2 separate regions of the Mus musculus genome follow, and region 2 is linked to region 1. Evidence: chromatin loops called from intact Hi-C (ENCODE). Cell type or tissue: left cerebral cortex. All regions are shown on one strand. Each heading gives the region's core, and the rest is flanking DNA. Links, peaks and the distances in the headings are about the cores only.

Region 1 (8,133 bases), core at 2,128-6,127:
GCTTGTACAAGTTTCAGAGCCTCACAGTGCAGTCTAGGTCTCTTTGGAATTGTACTACTCTTGATTTAATACAAAGTCAGAGTGCTTATAGCAACAGGAAACCACCGATGAAGACCCTGAGGTTCTATGCAAAGACTGACTTGAAAATCTCAGCATGCCACAGGTCCCAGGGTTGTGGGTGCTGGAAAAAGGGGCAGGCTACTTACATAGGCCTGCGTTTCAGGCATGGGGAGAGGGGGGTCAATGCACACAGGTCTCGTGGGCTTTGAGTTCTGGAGAGGCAGCGAGCTGCTCAGCAGTGAAAGGGTATGACATTTCCCCAAGAATACGAATCCCTGAGATACGGCTTCTTTCAACAATGCCCACCCCATGGTTCCATGTCAAACCTCCTCATGTTCCTCTTCTTCACCAGGCTTTGACATACGTTTTTAGCCGCATTTCTATTGTGAGATTTGAAAACAAGGGCAGACAGAGCTGAATCTACAAATGCAGGCTTTGCTGGTGTTTTGTTAACTAAAGATTCATAGCAACATGTCCGTTCATAAGAACTGTGTCCTACAGGAGCGGACATGGCTGATGCAGTTTGGAGATGAAAATGCCTTAGAAAAGGAATGCCAAGGCTATCCCACCCTAACCAAGGCTATCCCACCCTAGACACACTGCCCTTTCTCTTGTAAGCAGAGGGGGTTATCAAAAAGCACAGGCCTGACTCCTGGAGTGCTGAAGGTCTTTCACTCCAAATAGTGCCCCTCCTTGTGCTAGGAGGCGGAACAAAGAAGATTTGTAATATCTGCCATGTGCTGAATCTAATGGCCATCAGATCTCCCCCACTTTTTTTTTAAAAACAATATTACAGAGTAAGCAATAGGAAAAAAATTTAAATGAGCACAGGGCAATGGGGTAATTATCCAAAGTCCAACAGCTAAGTGACTGGACTGGGATTCAAGGAAGTGGCGTCTGTCTTGTGGTTTCTATTGGGTCACACTTCATCGAAGCTCATTGTCACAAGGAAGCATGGCATCCCTGGAGGCCACAGAGTGGAATGGAGGCAGCTTGTTTCCGAGGGTGGGGGAGGGGAGGGAGAAGCCAGATGCTCCAGCCATCTCAGGTCACGTGAAGCCTGATCCTTTCTCAGCTTGATTTGACCTAGAACTGGGAAACAGATGGGACCATGCTGCCCCAGGGTCTGTGGGAGGCTGCACACACACATGAGTCCTGCCTGTCACCGCTGCCTCTGCTAGTGCTGCTGCTGCTGCTGTTGAGAGTCTGGGGCCCACTGGCCTTACAACAGCACTCCAGTGGGCGCCTTTGGACTTAATCTTTACTAGGAATTTAGTGGTAAAGCTAGAGGGCTCATCCTTTCTGAGAGCAACAGAAGACCCAGAGCAAGTGCAGGGCAATGAGACAGATGTCAACTGATGCATTATAAACAATGTGGCATTGTCCCAGGAAAGCACAAGGTCCCAGGCAAAGATAAACAAGGGCTGGAGAGTGGCCTCCTGGATTAATAACCATCCATTAGCAGAGACTCATGGTAGACATGGCTGTTCAGAAATTCCCTCTAGTCGATGAGTGGGGGACCTATTATTATATGCATGTGAAGTTATCTAGCAAATGAATAGAGATCTACCCATTTATTGAGTCAATATTCACTTACTGTTGAGGACCAATAGTCCCTCTGCCAAGGACTGAGGGATTTCTTGGATCGTGCTTTCAGCGCTTTGTTACCCAGGACTTCACTGGTCCTCTCATTCTCTGTTGATGGAGGCTAGAGCAGCCCCTTAGTCTCACTGGGCAGGTGGTGGAAAGCCAGACTCAGTCCCTGCTTCCAGGAACGCATGCAGGTAGTCGTGGCAGGTAATCTGATGGGGCCATGAGCCTTGAGTGGCAGCTTTTCATAAGAGGACCCAACTCTAAAAGTGAGATTCTTTGGCAGAGACTCAACAGCTCTCTACAGAAAGTCCAGGGTGGGGAAGTCTTTCGGTAACTGGCGGTTGGGATGTCTGGGGTGAAGGCTTAATGCTTGTACAACAATTCCTGGTTCAAGACATTATAGGCAGTGGCAGGGGTGAAGTTGGGGGACAGGGGAAACACTGGGGATTTATGGGGGTTATTAGAAAAGCACTAGAGCTAGTTAAGAGATGCAGTTTATGGACTAGAGAGATGGCTCAGTGGTTAAGAGCACTGACTGCTCTTCCAAAGGTCCTGAGTTCAAATCCCAGCAACTAAATGGTGGCTCACAACCATCTGTAATGTGATCTGATGTCCTCTTTTGATGTGTCTGAAGACAGCTACAGTGTATTTACATATAATAAATCAATAATTTTTTAAAAAAGAGATGCAATTTACAACGTAGGCAACATTACGTTGTGGAAGACATTTTTTTCTTGTTTATGCTGGGAGGAAAAGAATTAGAGATTCCTAAATATTTCATTCACTCGAGAATCCTTTACTCACCGTTCTGTGATCTACCAAGTGTTGTGCTAGGGCAGCGGTTCTCCACCTTCTTAATGCTGGAGCCCTTAAAATAGTTCCTCTCGGTGCGGTGATCCCCAAACATAACAGCAGTTTCATTGCTACTTCATAACTGTAATTTTGCTACTGTTATGAACCACAATGTAAATATCTGATATGCAGACTATCTAATATGTGATCGCAGTGTGGTCTTGACTCATAGGTTGAGAACCACTGGGCTAGAGAAATGCCTGCAGGCCGAGCGATCATTTCATTCTCTAAGCACTGCAGAGGAGATCATTTCATTCCCTAAGCACTGCAGAGGACTGGAGGCCCGGCAACCAGGTGATGCGACAATGGGGCTGTGGCTTTTGGTAGGACAGTTATTCAGCAGGGAATAAATCAGTGCTGGCTCCAGCCTCTGCCCTTTTATCTGTTTTTCTTTTATACCCTCCCCTCCAAAAGACCTTGAGGACTGCAGTCGATCCCACTACAAAACAGTTACACAATTCCCCAGGAGAAGGCACATTTCCACCTTGGCCGTGAATAAGTCCTTTCTTCTCTCTGACACTGCCCAGTGGAGGCCCAGGCTGGAGGGTTGGGTCCGGTCTGCTCTGGAGGGGAGGGCTGAATAGCTGTTTGCTTTTTCATTAAACAAAGTCTGCTCCGCAGGGCTTGTGGTCACAGGTGCTCCTGGAGCCCGACAGAGCAGGTATTACAATTCTCCTCTGGCATGCAGGTGAACAGCACGCAAGCAGCCTCAATAACGGTGGTCTTTTTTTTTTTTTTTGTGGGGCTGCCGTCCCATAAATGACTTCTTTGAAGAGGCTGCCCGGGGACTGCGGGACCCTCCCTACAGCACCCACTTGGTCACTGGTTCTGAAAGCTAGATTGTCCCACACGAAGCCCTGCCCTTCCTTCTTCGACATTCCTCATGCTGACCATTGTCTGTAGAAAGAGGCCATTGTCTACCGCTGACATATCTGCTGACCGAGCCGCATGAAACAAGGGGAGCTTTGGGGAGAAAGCAATCCACTAGAAATAACAAAACCCCAAGCTCCGCCTCAGAGGAGGCTCAGACTGGCCTGGTCAATTTCCTGATGGCTGGTGTTCCTCCCGGGAGGAAGTGCCCACCACCACGGGAGGGAGGGTCCCTTTTATCTTTGGGTTGGAATGACACCATTCGTGCCTTTGTGTCAACAGCACTGAGAGGCCTTGTGGAGGGTTATGTGGCTAGTGCTGAAGAGAGCTTGTTTGAAGAGGGAAAAAAAAAAAACCTATCACAGAATGATGTTTACCCAGCAGGCTGCTCCTGCCAATGCAGACTCTAATGCCCGCTGCAGTCAGATATACCCGCTGCCCAGGCTGTTTTGGCTTGCCCTTGGCCTTGGGTGCTGTCGGGCCAGGAGGGCAGGCAGCTGGCAGACACCGGAGGTTGGTGCCAGCTATTAACCATGGAAACTCGCCTCTGCCCTGCGTAAACAGCCAGGCTCTCTTCCAGCCTGCCCCACCCCCAGCTTCCTCCCTGCTCCTATCCAAAACTAAAGGCTCACTATGCCTGGGACCGCAGAGGCTTCGGAACCTTGCCGGTGGCCTGGCCACCGGCATGTGTCTGTCAAATTTTAAAATATACTCACTTTGGTTCAGGGGAAATGTTTTCGGGGATTAAGCAGCAGAGGCCCTTCTGATTCAAAGGGTCACCCCCAGGACCTGGGCCAGGGGCTCTTTAGAAATATGGATCTCAGCCTGGTGAGGCAGTGTAAATGAGCGTCTGGATCATAGGAGGAATTCTGGGGCTACATACAGGTGGAAGGAAGGACCAAAGGAACGAAGGGACGAAGGGAGGGAGGGAGGGAGAGGGAGGGAGGTAGAACGGGAGGGTAGAAGAGAAGAATCCCAGGCCTTATCCTGCTGGTTCAGAATTTGCATGTTAACCAGAGCTGCTATATCTGTACTCGCCCATTCAAGTCTAAAAAGCAGTGATCCGATCAAATAGGTTCTCATACTGTCCACCAGGATCCCCTGGTCCTGGCGTCTCAGACCTAGAGAACAGACCGAGTTGCTCCGTTCACACTGTTAAGAAGCTGTGGCTTGAGCGCAACCAAGACTGGCGGAATAACCCATACAATTCCTTAGGAAACCCATGACACTCTTTCACTGGCCCCAGGGTGAGAGATGCCCTTTGGTGCGTCTGATGTAGTGAGAGAGTGTGTTAGATGGCATCTTCATCAGGAAGTCTCCCTGGTGTTCTAGAAGAAGCCTATCTGTGACCCTAGAGGTTGACGCTGTATCATCACGTTCTCCTCTGATTACAGGGGTGTGGATCTCTGCCCTCGCATCTTCTTAAAGTGAGTTGGGTGCTAGAATTTTAACGTTTCCCATCTAGTCCCCATGCCCAGGCTCTTCCCAGCCACTGTGGCTGAGCTGAACCTCAGTCCCCTCCATCCACATCTGGCAGGCCTAACCACTGGGAAGTCAGAAGGTGACTGTATCTGGAGATGAGGTTTTAATGCACGTAAGATAGTTCAAATGACACAAACCCTAAGCCAGGGTTCTCAATCTCTGGGTCACCACCACTTTGTGCATAGAAGGACCCTTGCACAGGGTCGCATATTAGATATCCTACATATCAGATACATGTATTACAATTCATAACAGTAGCAAAATTTACAGTTATGAAGGAGCAGTTAAAATAATTTTATGGCTGGGGGTCACCACAACATGAGGAATCGTATTAGAGGGTTGAAGCATTAGGAAGGCTAAGGTCAATTGGTGTCCATATAAGAGTCTATACCTGGGTGGTGGCTCAGTTGATAAAGTGTTTGTTGTCCAAGTCATGATGATGCAAGTTTGATCCCCCAGAACCAGTGTGACCCAACTAGCCTATAATACCGATAGCTCTGGGGAAGTAGATTTCCAGGGCTCAGCAGCTAGCTAGTGTGGCTGGATCTCTGACTTCCAGGCTCAGTGTGAGAGAGAAACCTAGTCTCAAAAAGTAAGATGGTGAGTGACTGAGGAAGATCTGATATAAATGTCATATGACACATGTGCATGTGTACAGATGTGAGCATGTATATCCTTACACACACACACACACACACACACACACACACACACACACACACAGTGCTTGCAAATAAATACCCAGGGTAAAAATGAAGACAGCTTATGGGTCAAGGCCTTAGGAGAGAAACCAACCCAACTAATGTGTTGATTTCAGACTCTTGGTTTCCATTATTACGAAGAAATTCTGTTCTGTTGATTCGGTCATTCTAGCTGTGCCTTTAGAATGGAAGTCCCAGCAACCGCTGCACCAGTCTGTTAAGTGCTTCCTGGCAAGCTTGGATAGCAAGTGATATGTTTTGCTGGATCTTAATGTCTTGGATAGTCATCATAAGCTTGTAACATCTCATGCTTAGCATATGTGGGCGGTCCATCACATTCTGCTTTGCCTCAGGAATAAACGTGGGCTGAGAAAGTTGTCCAGAAATCCTTTGCTGTCAAGCATGAGACCAAGGGCACAGGAAGTGGTGTGTGTGATTTTGTCTGGATATTGGACTCTTTAGGAGTCTTCCAGTAACCAGGTCTTCATACTGTCTTTCTCACAGACAAGAGTAGGCTGTTGTCTCACAGGTGAGCAGCTCATGGGCTCAGAGGTCTGCAGAGAACAGAATCTTTAGGTTTCATCTGTCAAAACTTGTCTTCCAGGATCCAGGAAAAGATGAGCATGCTCTGCACAGGCTAGATACCCATGAGTTTCTGTTCTGGCCTCTCTTTATGAATGGGATGTATTGAGTCTATCCAGAAAGATGCAGCAGGCAAGTCACCTCAGAAAGACAGTGGGGAATAGATTATACTGTCAGAAGGGGCTGGCTTGGCCTGAGGCTGGCTCCTAGATCCAAGTTGTTCAGTGGACAGTCTTCATGTGGCTAAGTCAGGTCTGAGCCATGTCCTGGGGGGAAAAGCATCTACATCTTGTTATTCCAGATGCCTTTTTTGGCATCTACCTCCTATTACTTCTTCCCTTTTCTTCTTCTCTTCTCTTGCTTTCTCAGAATAGGGTTTTACTATATATCCCAGGCAGGCCAACTTCTCATGATTTTGGCTCATCCTCCTGACTTGCTGCAGAAGTATGATGATCTGAGTTTGATTTCCCCAGAACCCATGTGAAATATCTGGATGTTGTGACACTAGCCTGTAATGCCAATGCTCTGGGAAGATGGAGTTTCAGGGTACACCACCTAACCAGTCTAACTATCTGCCCTGTGCTGGAGGCTGTACCCTGTGACCTGGCAACCTAGAGTCAGGTAGAACTTGGTCATGTTCTTGTGAAGGTTTGGCCTTAGGGAAGAGAGCAGAGCAATGGAGGAACAATGCCCAGAGCACATGTGCACCATCGGAAAGTACATAAAGTCTACAGAATCTAGGGTAAGCCTACACTCACTCAGCGAAGGTCTCATTGAGGAAACATGGGACAGCTTATTGGAGAAGAGGCATGGTCAAGAAAGTGTTCTAAGATGAAGAGGCAGAAGAAGAAGAAGGGGGAGGGGGGAGGGGAAGAGGAAGAGGAAGAAGGAGAGGAAGAGAAGCATGCATACAGGCATACAGGCATACAGGCATACAGGCATACAGGCATACAGGCCTGGGCTCAAAGGGTCCGCAGTGTATGTGAAGAGTGGGGGCTACCACTCATGGTCAGCCGCTCAGCACAGCGCAGGGATGCCCGTGTTTACATTCTTCCTTGTCTATTCCCCTCATAGGAACTCGTTTCCCCTTGTCCAGCTGGCTCTTGCCACTGTGGAACTTCTGGTCTGGAACAGGCAGGCACTAGTGGCGTTTTCTGTAAAGGGTCAGACCATAAACATTGCTGAGTGTTGCAGGCTGTAGAGCCTCGTTCTCAGCCCCTTGCCTCTGCCACAGGAAGGGCAAAAGCAGCTACAGGAACAGCTAAGCAAGGCTGGAGCTGGGCAGCAACAAAACTGTCAGGACACAATGGTAGACTAGGATTGGCTGCTCATAAGTCAGAGTTAGCCAACCACTGGTCTAGAAGGAGAGATAGATAAGGAATAAGTCCCAGGAGGCAGTTGTAGCCTCTGTTAATGTGATTCTCCTCCCTGTGTCTGGGCCTCAGTGTACAGAGCTGAGCTCCATCTTTAGCTCAAGAGTTACTTCTTGCCAGTATGTTCTAAGTTCCTCTATGTTTAAGTGCCCTTTCACATTCCCATGATCCTCTCTCCATAGGCAACTGTCCCAAGGCATCTGCTCTGAACCTTCAATGTGACTCTCTAAGCTGTGTCACTATGTGCATTGCCTTTTTTTGTGTGTGTTTTCATTGATCGTCTGCCTCCAAGCATGTCTGTGTGAGAGTAAACTGCCCTGTGGTTGCTGGGATTTGAAGCAGGGCCCTTTGGAAAGGCAGTCAGTACTCTTAACTGCTGAGCTATCTCTCCAGCCCTGTACATTGCCTTTTAAAGTATTGCAAATAATATTGTGCCATCAACTCTCGTGCTCGTAGTGCCTCATCCCATTCAGTTCTTAAAACTCTGACCTGAAGGAGCTGGAGAGATGGGTCAGTGGTTAAGAGCATTGGCTGCTCTTCCAAAGGACCAGGGTTTAATTCTCAGCACCCACATGGCAGCTCATAAAATTTACATGGTGAGAGGCAATATTGCAGAAGTG
Region 2 (8,133 bases), core at 1,930-5,929, 57 kb before region 1:
CCACTTCCCCTCCCTGGGGACTCCTGTTAGTGAAAGGAATGGAGAAAACCTGCCTTCTAGGTCCCTGACACCTTTGTCCCTGTGATGCTTTGAAAAATGCACAGACCAGTTTGCTCCTTCCTCCATTAGAGTCACCACGCAGAACCATCAATGACCCAGGGCTGTACTTAAATTTCAAATACACGGATGGCCAAAGGGTTTCATGGAGTCTGCACAGTAACTAATAATACCTTTAAATAGTTGAAAGAAAATAATGACATAGGTACTCTTGAATCTTGAATAAGTAAGAATTTATGTAGTGGGGTGTTGCTGAAGAGATGGCTCAGGGGTTAAGAGCACTGGCTGTTCTTTCAGAGGATCCAGGTTCAATTCCCAGCACCCACATGCCAGATCACATCTGTCTGTAATTTCAATACCAGGGAATCTCACACAGACATGCATGCAGGCAAAATACCAAAGCACATACAATGGAAACAAAAAAGAAAAGGAATTCCTGTTGGGTTTGATCTCTGATTGTCATATGCACACACATATATGTGCACCTATGGACACATGCATGAACATGTACATATCTGCACATACATGCCTACACACACACATATATACATAAGAATTTCTTTACTGATGCTGTTCCAGTTCTCCACAGTGTGGATGTGAATTCTGGGGGTGAGTTGTGCTTTTTAGAACAATTGCAAAACCCCAGACAAAGCACAGCAAACGAAGAAGAGGAGGATGAAGAAGACGAGGAGGAGGAGGAAGAGGAGGAGGAAGAAGAAGAGAAGGAGGAGGAGGAAGAGGAGGAAACAAAGATGCCTTGGCAGAGCAAAGACGTGTGGGGGCTTCAGCAGAGGCTGACAGATCTCCCCACAAGGATAACTTCAGACAAGCCACGGATCCCTGTGCACCTGTTTTCAGAATCCCTCTCAGCTTGACCAGAGCTACAATCCCATGAAAGACATGCTATATTTTATTTGATAGATGCTAGCAACCTTTGTTTCATATGTTTGTATGCATATGTGGACACAGTCATCTGTGTGTGATGCATGTGCACCGTGTTTGCCTGTGTGTGGAGGCCAAAGGGTGAGCTCAGATGTCCTTCTTTAGAGGTGGCTCACCCTTTGTGACAGGTTTCTCACCGGAACTTGGATCTGTGTATCTCTGCCTTCCTAGTGCCAAGTTTACAAACACATGTGACCATGCTTGGCTTTCTCTACACAGACTCATGAGACTCAAACTCAGATCCTCATGCCTGCAGGGAAAGCATTTTACTGACTGAGCCAACTCCTTCACGTGCCACCACCCCGTGCCACCCCACCCCTGACTTTTTTTTTTTTAAAATGTATTTTTAAATGGACTTATTCTGAATTGAGAGCATATTTTCAGGGTTCTACAAAGTTTTTTCTTAATTTATTTTTGCAGTACTGGAAAATGAACCCAGCGCCTTTTGTTTGTGCTAGGCAAGAACTCCACTGAGCTATATCTTCAAAGCCCTAGGTTAAATTTAATTAAGTCCTAAATGCTGATGCACTTGGGGACCGAGGTCAGAAAAGTTTGGTAACCATCCATGTCTGTAGAGCCTTGCTCTTGGGCCTGTAGGACACTTCTCCCAGCGAGAAGCCCCAAACTCTTTCTTCTCACTAGCTAAGAAAGAAAGTCTTCTTTCATTCCCCCAAAGTCACCATGATGCTATGTGGCAACTCTCCTCTTTCCTTGAACACCTGTTTCCACTTCTATGAAGGGGACATCAAGGACCTGAAGGTCACAGGGATGCTTTCTCAGTCCAGTCTTTCAGGATTCTAGTTCAAGTTTGCTGGCAGCAGGCAGCTTTAGAAGGAGCAGGCTCGGTTTGAAAATCCAAATCTCCCTTCGGATGGAATTGATTTCTTCTCTCCATGAGTGAGTGAAAGAAATTTCCTTTAAACTTGGTTAAAGGTAGGTATCGTGCTGTGATGCAGTTTTCCTATGTATAAGGAATAGACTGTGTATGTATGTATGTATGTATGTATGTATGTATGTATGTATGAATGTATATATGTATGCATATCCTAAAGACTCTGGGATAAGCTCACAGGATGTTTGTTGAATTGAAAATTCATCAGATAATGTGCATGAGCAGTTTGATAACCTGTTCCACCATAGTTAAAATGCCAATCAAAACGAACATGGAAACACACACACACAAAAAAAAAAACTTGGTGGCCTGTCTTTGATAAGCTCAGACCCATGATTTATCTTTCTGAGTGCCTTCTCATATTCCTCGTGATTAAACTCTCTCTATATTAAAATCTCTCTCTTAATAGATGCATTTTTTAAAGTGTTCAGGAGCGGTGCTGAGGATATGCTCAGTTGGTAGGATGCCTGCCTGGCTCATACAAAGTGCTGCATTTCATCTCCCATACCACACAACTGGGTATGATGTACACACCTGTAATTCTTGCACTCGGAGGCCACGACGAGATGAGCACAAGTGTAAAACCGCCTTTAATAAACTCCTTCCATATGGAATTAGGCAAATCCCAGTGCCATGTGGAATCTGTGGGATGTGAGATCCTGTTTTAAACATCAATGGCAATTACAAGGATGAAACTCGGAGACTCGAGAACACCTGAAATATAGGACCCACCCAGATTGCAGAGACTGAGATATTTCATATATGCTGATTAAACCAGAAAACACTTGCACTGGGCCAAAGGGAGAAAGTGATGATGATAATGATGATGATAACAGTAATAACTAAGTCTGTCGAGCATCTGTCTATGGGTTTTAAGCTCTTCAAATATGTTATTTCACATAATGGCCAGGAAGCCCTGAGGAATATGTTTTCATCCCCATTTTATAGATGAAGAAACTAAGGTCAGTGAGGTGAAATAGCTCTCAGATGTCATGCAGCCAGAAGCTTTATGTTTGAAACATACATCTGAGTGGCAGACAGTTAGTGAGGTTAGGTCACCTTCACAAAGAGCCTCGCCAGGAGTTAATTCTTCTCTCACTGAGACCCAGAAAGGATTCCCTATAATCTATCTCTATAGGCAAGGATTCCCAGATGAGCTTAGTGGTACATACCTGTCATCCTAGCACTTAGGAGGCTGAGGAAGAAAGCTCTGTGAGTTCAAGACCATCCTGGGATAGCGTCTCCTTAAAGCAATGAAACAAAAGCAGAGAGTTTCATCTGAACCCCAGGAGACATGTGGTGCTGGTTGACACAGCTCAGGTCATCTAAGAAGAGAGAAACTCAAGGAGAAAAGGTCCCTATGAGATTGTCATATAGGCAAGCCTAGGGGGTGTCTTCTTGATTAATGAGTGATTAATGTGGGAGGGACCAGGCCACTGTGAATGGTGCCATGAGTGGGTTGGTAGTCCCGGGTTGTATTAGAAAGGTAGCTGAACCAACCAGGAGGAGCAAGAAATTAACCATGGTCTCTTCTGAATTTTCTGCCTCCAGTTTCCTATCTTGAGATCTTGCCCTGACTGCCCTCTGTGACGGACTGGAAGCTGTAAGGTGAAATAAACCCTTCCCTCCCCAAGTCCCTTTTGGCTGTGGTGTTTATAGCAGTAATTGAAAGCAAACGAGGACACCTGGTAAGGACATTTCCCTCTAAGGGCATTCCACCAGGTCCCCATCTGCTTCATTCTGGGGATGACAAGTGCCTTGAAGGAAATGCAGAAAAGACACACTTGATAAGCTGTGGTGTGGGCTGGAGTGAGGGTTGAGTCAGTGAGGTCCCCAGTCTCAGCTCTAAGACCCGTTTTAAAATATGAGGCATGATAATACAAGCATGTAGAGCCAGAGCTCACTCATGTATGCAAACTCACTTAGGAGATTCCTGGGGCTTGCCGTCCAGTCTACTGAGCCTACGCGCAGCCAATCTCCGAGCCAACATGAGACCCTGTCTCTAAAGAAAGGGGGATGGCATCTGAGGAAATACAGCCAAAGTTTTGACTTCTGACTCACACAACATACATCAGCATGAACACATACACGCACATATGTACACACGTGCATACACAGAGCAATAGAGAGTGAGCGAGAGCCATGTCAAGCATACAGACAAGAGCATCCTAGCTGAGATCGCAAGTTTTCAATGAGCAGAGACATCCCAGTGGCTGGTGTGCAGAGATGGAGGAGAACAGGAGAGCAAACTACCCCAGAACTCGTGCCCTCTCCTGAACACCATGACAATGGCTGCAGAAATGAAAGTGACACAGACATTGGGTTTCTGAAACTCCTTCTGAATCAGGCAGCATTTGGGAGGAGGAAAAAAAGAAAGATAGAAGAAAGGAAGTAGAATCCGATAGTGGGGCTTTTCCCACGGTGTGTGTGGGGGGGGGGCTGCTCCTCCTCCATCACAATACGCTTGTTATCATGACAACACACTAATACAATTATTAAAATCATTATTACCATTGTTTACCAATTTACACGAGCGCTTTACCAACTGCAAGGCTCTCATTGCTGTATAAAGAAGGAGCCTCCATTAATGAGCAGGGAGTTGGGCGCTGTCAGCTGGTGCTTTGATGTGTTAATTGCAAATCATTCTAATCTTATTATTAAAGAACAACTTCTGGCAGGTGGTGAGCCTGACTGTAAATACCGTATGTACTGGAAACTGATCGGCCTCCACGGGTTTGGAGCAATCTTGCAATCTCCGCTTTTACAGCCGTTTATGAAGCAGCTACTGTGTTCTCTGCACCTCGGCAGGCTTAGGGGATGGAGACGATACTGAATATGTGGCTTCAGCTGCCAAATCTCAGTGTCCAGCTGGGAATATGAGAAGAGTAGGAACCAGGATTTGAAGTGGGACATGACTACGTGTTCTGTGGGACTTTGAATGGATTACTGTATGACATTCAGCGGCAGTTTGGTTATCAAATAGATAGTAATAGGGGCAGGATAACAAGAGTTCACATACTCAGACTCAGGAAACAGATAAGGTTCTGCAGCTCTCAGCTGTGTGATCCCAGACATGGGATTTAACAACGTCTCTGCACCTCAGTTCCCTATGTGAGAAGGAGGAGAGTGATAATTCCTGTTTTAATGAAATTGCACTGACAATTAGATGAGTTAATGGTAGACAGAGCTAAGAACAGGCCCTGATTTTAAAAAAAAAAAAAAAAAACTAAAGGTTTGGGGACTGTAGAGATTGCTTAGTCAGTAAACACAGTATGAGAACCTAAGAGGCAATCCCCAGTATGTACAAAGCCAGATGTGGGGCGAATGGGATGCTTGCTGCCTGCCTAGCCTGACAACCTGAGACCAATCCCCTGTCCCCACATCATAGCAGAACGTACTCTCTGGAAGTTGTCCTCTGATCATGATGTGTATATATCCACCCCTTATGCACATACAACATAGATAGATAGATAGATAGATAGATAGACAGATAGACAGATAAAGATATAAATAGATGTAATGATAATATGAGGACAAAGCCAGAAGTGGCACGTGCATTTAATCCCTAAGCCAAAGAGATAAGACAGGAGGATCCCTGAAGCATCTTGGTCAGCCAGTCTCAAAGTGAAAGACCCTTTTTCAAAATAGAAAGTAATTGAATAATTGCATGTTAACCTCTAGTTTCCACATATGAACATCTGATTATGTATGCATATATATACACACATACCGACTGTATTAGTCAGGGTTCTCTAGAGTCACAGAACTTATGGATAATCTCTAAATAGTAAAGGAATTTATTGATGACTTACAGTCGGCAGCCGAATTCCCAACAATTGTTCAGTCGCAGCTGTGAATGGAAGTCCAAGGATCTAGCAGTTACTCAGTCTCACGCAGCAAGCAGGCAAAGGAGCAAGAGCAAGAGCTAGACTCCCTTCTTCCAATGTCCTTATATTGTCTCCAGCAGAAGGTGGAGCCCAGATTAAAGGTGTGTTCCACCACACCTTTAATCCCAGATGAAAGGCATAGCCCAGATTAAAGGTGTGTTCCTTAAACTCGGAGATTCAATCTTCTGGAATCCATAGCCACTATGGCTCAAGATCTTCAAACCAAGATCCAGATAAGGATCTCCAAGCCTCCAGATAAGGGTCACTGGTGAGCCTTCCAATTCCGGATTGTAGTTCATTCCAAATATTGTCAAGTTGACAACCAGGAATAGCCACTACAATCCACCCCTTGTCAACTTGACACAAATAATATCTCATGTTCACATGAAACAATAACAAGGTTGTAAATACGCCTAACATGATATAACTATTCCTCGTACAATTGCAAACGCATTTGTAAATTTACAATGGGGCATTCATATTACTTTATAATCCTCGTTTCTGCAACTGGTTACGTGGCCTTAATTGGTATTCATAACTACCTTCCTCTACTACCCATTCTGTATTTCCTTCTCCTTCAGCCAGCACCTCAGCAGGTCTTGGCTCTTTTCCTGGAGGATTGACCCATACCTTCATTCCTGATGGGTCTGTGTCCTTTGTCATCCTGCTTGGATTAGGCTGTTGTAGTTTCCCATTGACTTTAATCACAGGACATGGTAGTACTAAGAGACGCCCTAAGGGATCTCCTACACTCCAGACATAATCTTGCTTACCACCATTGTGAAGAGGTAATCCAATTTCCCCATGGTAATCTGGATCTATCACCCCTCCTAACACTGTTATTCCTTTTTTAGCCTGTTGGTGTAAGGGCATTAGAAGCCCAAAATGACCAGGGGGAAGTCTGAGCTTCCAGTTCAATGGAATGTTTGTTGTAGCTCCTGGTAGGAGCACTCCCCTCTCTGGAGCCAAAACTTCTAGGCCAGCAGAACCTAGAGTTATGGGGACAGGAAGCAAAAATTTTCCTAGAGGGTCACTAGGAGTGATAGTAAGTGGAACTATTCCATTTTCCACCCCTTGATTCCTGGACCCATGAATCCTGGCTATGGGTGAAACTGTACCATATATCGAGCGCTGATTCAAAGCATATACTGCCTTCTGAAGAACTCTACCCCAGCCTTCCAAGCTGTTACCACCTAATTGGCGCTGTAACTGCGTCTTCAAAAGGCCATTCCATCTTTCTATCAGACCAGCTGCTTCAGGATGATGGGGAATGTGGTAAGACCAGTGAATTCCATGATCGTGGGCCCACTGTCGTACTTCTCTGGCTGTGAAATGAGTTCCTTGGTCAGAAGCAATACTGTGTGGAATACCATGGCGATAGATGAGGCATTCTGTCAATCCATGAATGGTGGTTTTAGCAGAGGCATTACGTGCAGGAAAGGCAAATCCATAACCAGAATAAGTATCTACTCCAGTAAGAACAAAACGCTGTCCTTTCCACGAAGGAAGTGGTCCAATGTAGTCAACCTGCCACCAGGTTGCTGGCTGGTCACCTCGAGGAATGGTGCCATATCTGGGACTCAGTGTTGGTTTCTGCTGTTGGCAGATCTGGCAATCAGCAGCAGCTGTAGCCAGGTCAGCTTTGGTGAGTGGAAGCCCATGTTGCTGAGCCCAAGCATAACCTCCATCTCGACCACCATGGCCACTTTGTTCATGTGCCCATTGAGCAATGACAGGGATGGCTGGGGAGAGAGGCTGATTGTCCACAGAACGGGTCATCTTATCCACTTGATTATTGAACTCCTCCTCAGCTGAAGTCACCTTTTGGTGAGCATTTACATGGGACACAAATATCTTCACATCCTTTGCCCATTTGGAGAGATCTATCCACATACTTCTTCCCCAGATGTCTTTCTCACCAATTTTCCAATTGTGATCTTTCCAAGTCCCTGACCATCCAGCCAATCCATTGGCTACAGCCCATGAATCAGTGTATAATCGTACATCTGGCCATTTCTTCTTGCAAACAAACTGTAATACCATGTGTACTGCCCGAAGTTCTGCCCACTGTGAAGATTTCCCTTCACCTGTGTCTTTCAAGGTTGTCCCAGAAAGGGGTTGTAATGCTGCAGCTGTCCACTTCTGGGTGGTGCCTGCATAACGTGCAGAGCCATCAGTAAACCAGGCTCTAGTCTTCTCCTCTTCGGTCAGTTGATCATAGGGAACACCCCATGAGGCTATAGGTGCATGCTTGGCAGCAGATGGCATTGTAACAGGAGTAGAAACCATAGGCATTTGAGCAACTTCTTCATGTAACTTGCTTGTGCCTTCAGGACCTGCTCTGGCCCGATCACG

What was found. A loop is a pair of places that touch in the nucleus more often than their neighbours do. Peaks named below come from ENCODE experiments on the same cell type or tissue, not always from the same donor. Only the 100,000 strongest peaks of a DNase experiment are listed, where the experiment ranks them.
Region 2: a loop joins it to region 1, with 2.4 times the contacts of the local background. A loop is called at or near these places in 1 of 42 quality-filtered maps.

Annotation. Positions count from the first base shown.
Region 1 is chr12:12,806,053-12,814,185 of GRCm38, reverse strand. No RefSeq gene overlaps it. Among named protein-coding and RNA genes, the nearest start is that of Gm35155, 18 kb to the left of the region's middle. In left cerebral cortex, for the core only: no CTCF peak of the experiment used is centred there; DNase peaks (open chromatin) are centred at 3,498, 3,893 and 5,878; H3K27ac peaks cover 384 bases.
Region 2 is chr12:12,863,241-12,871,373 of GRCm38, reverse strand. No RefSeq gene overlaps it. Among named protein-coding and RNA genes, the nearest start is that of Gm35155, 39 kb to the right of the region's middle. In left cerebral cortex, for the core only: no CTCF peak of the experiment used is centred there; no DNase peak of the experiment used is centred there.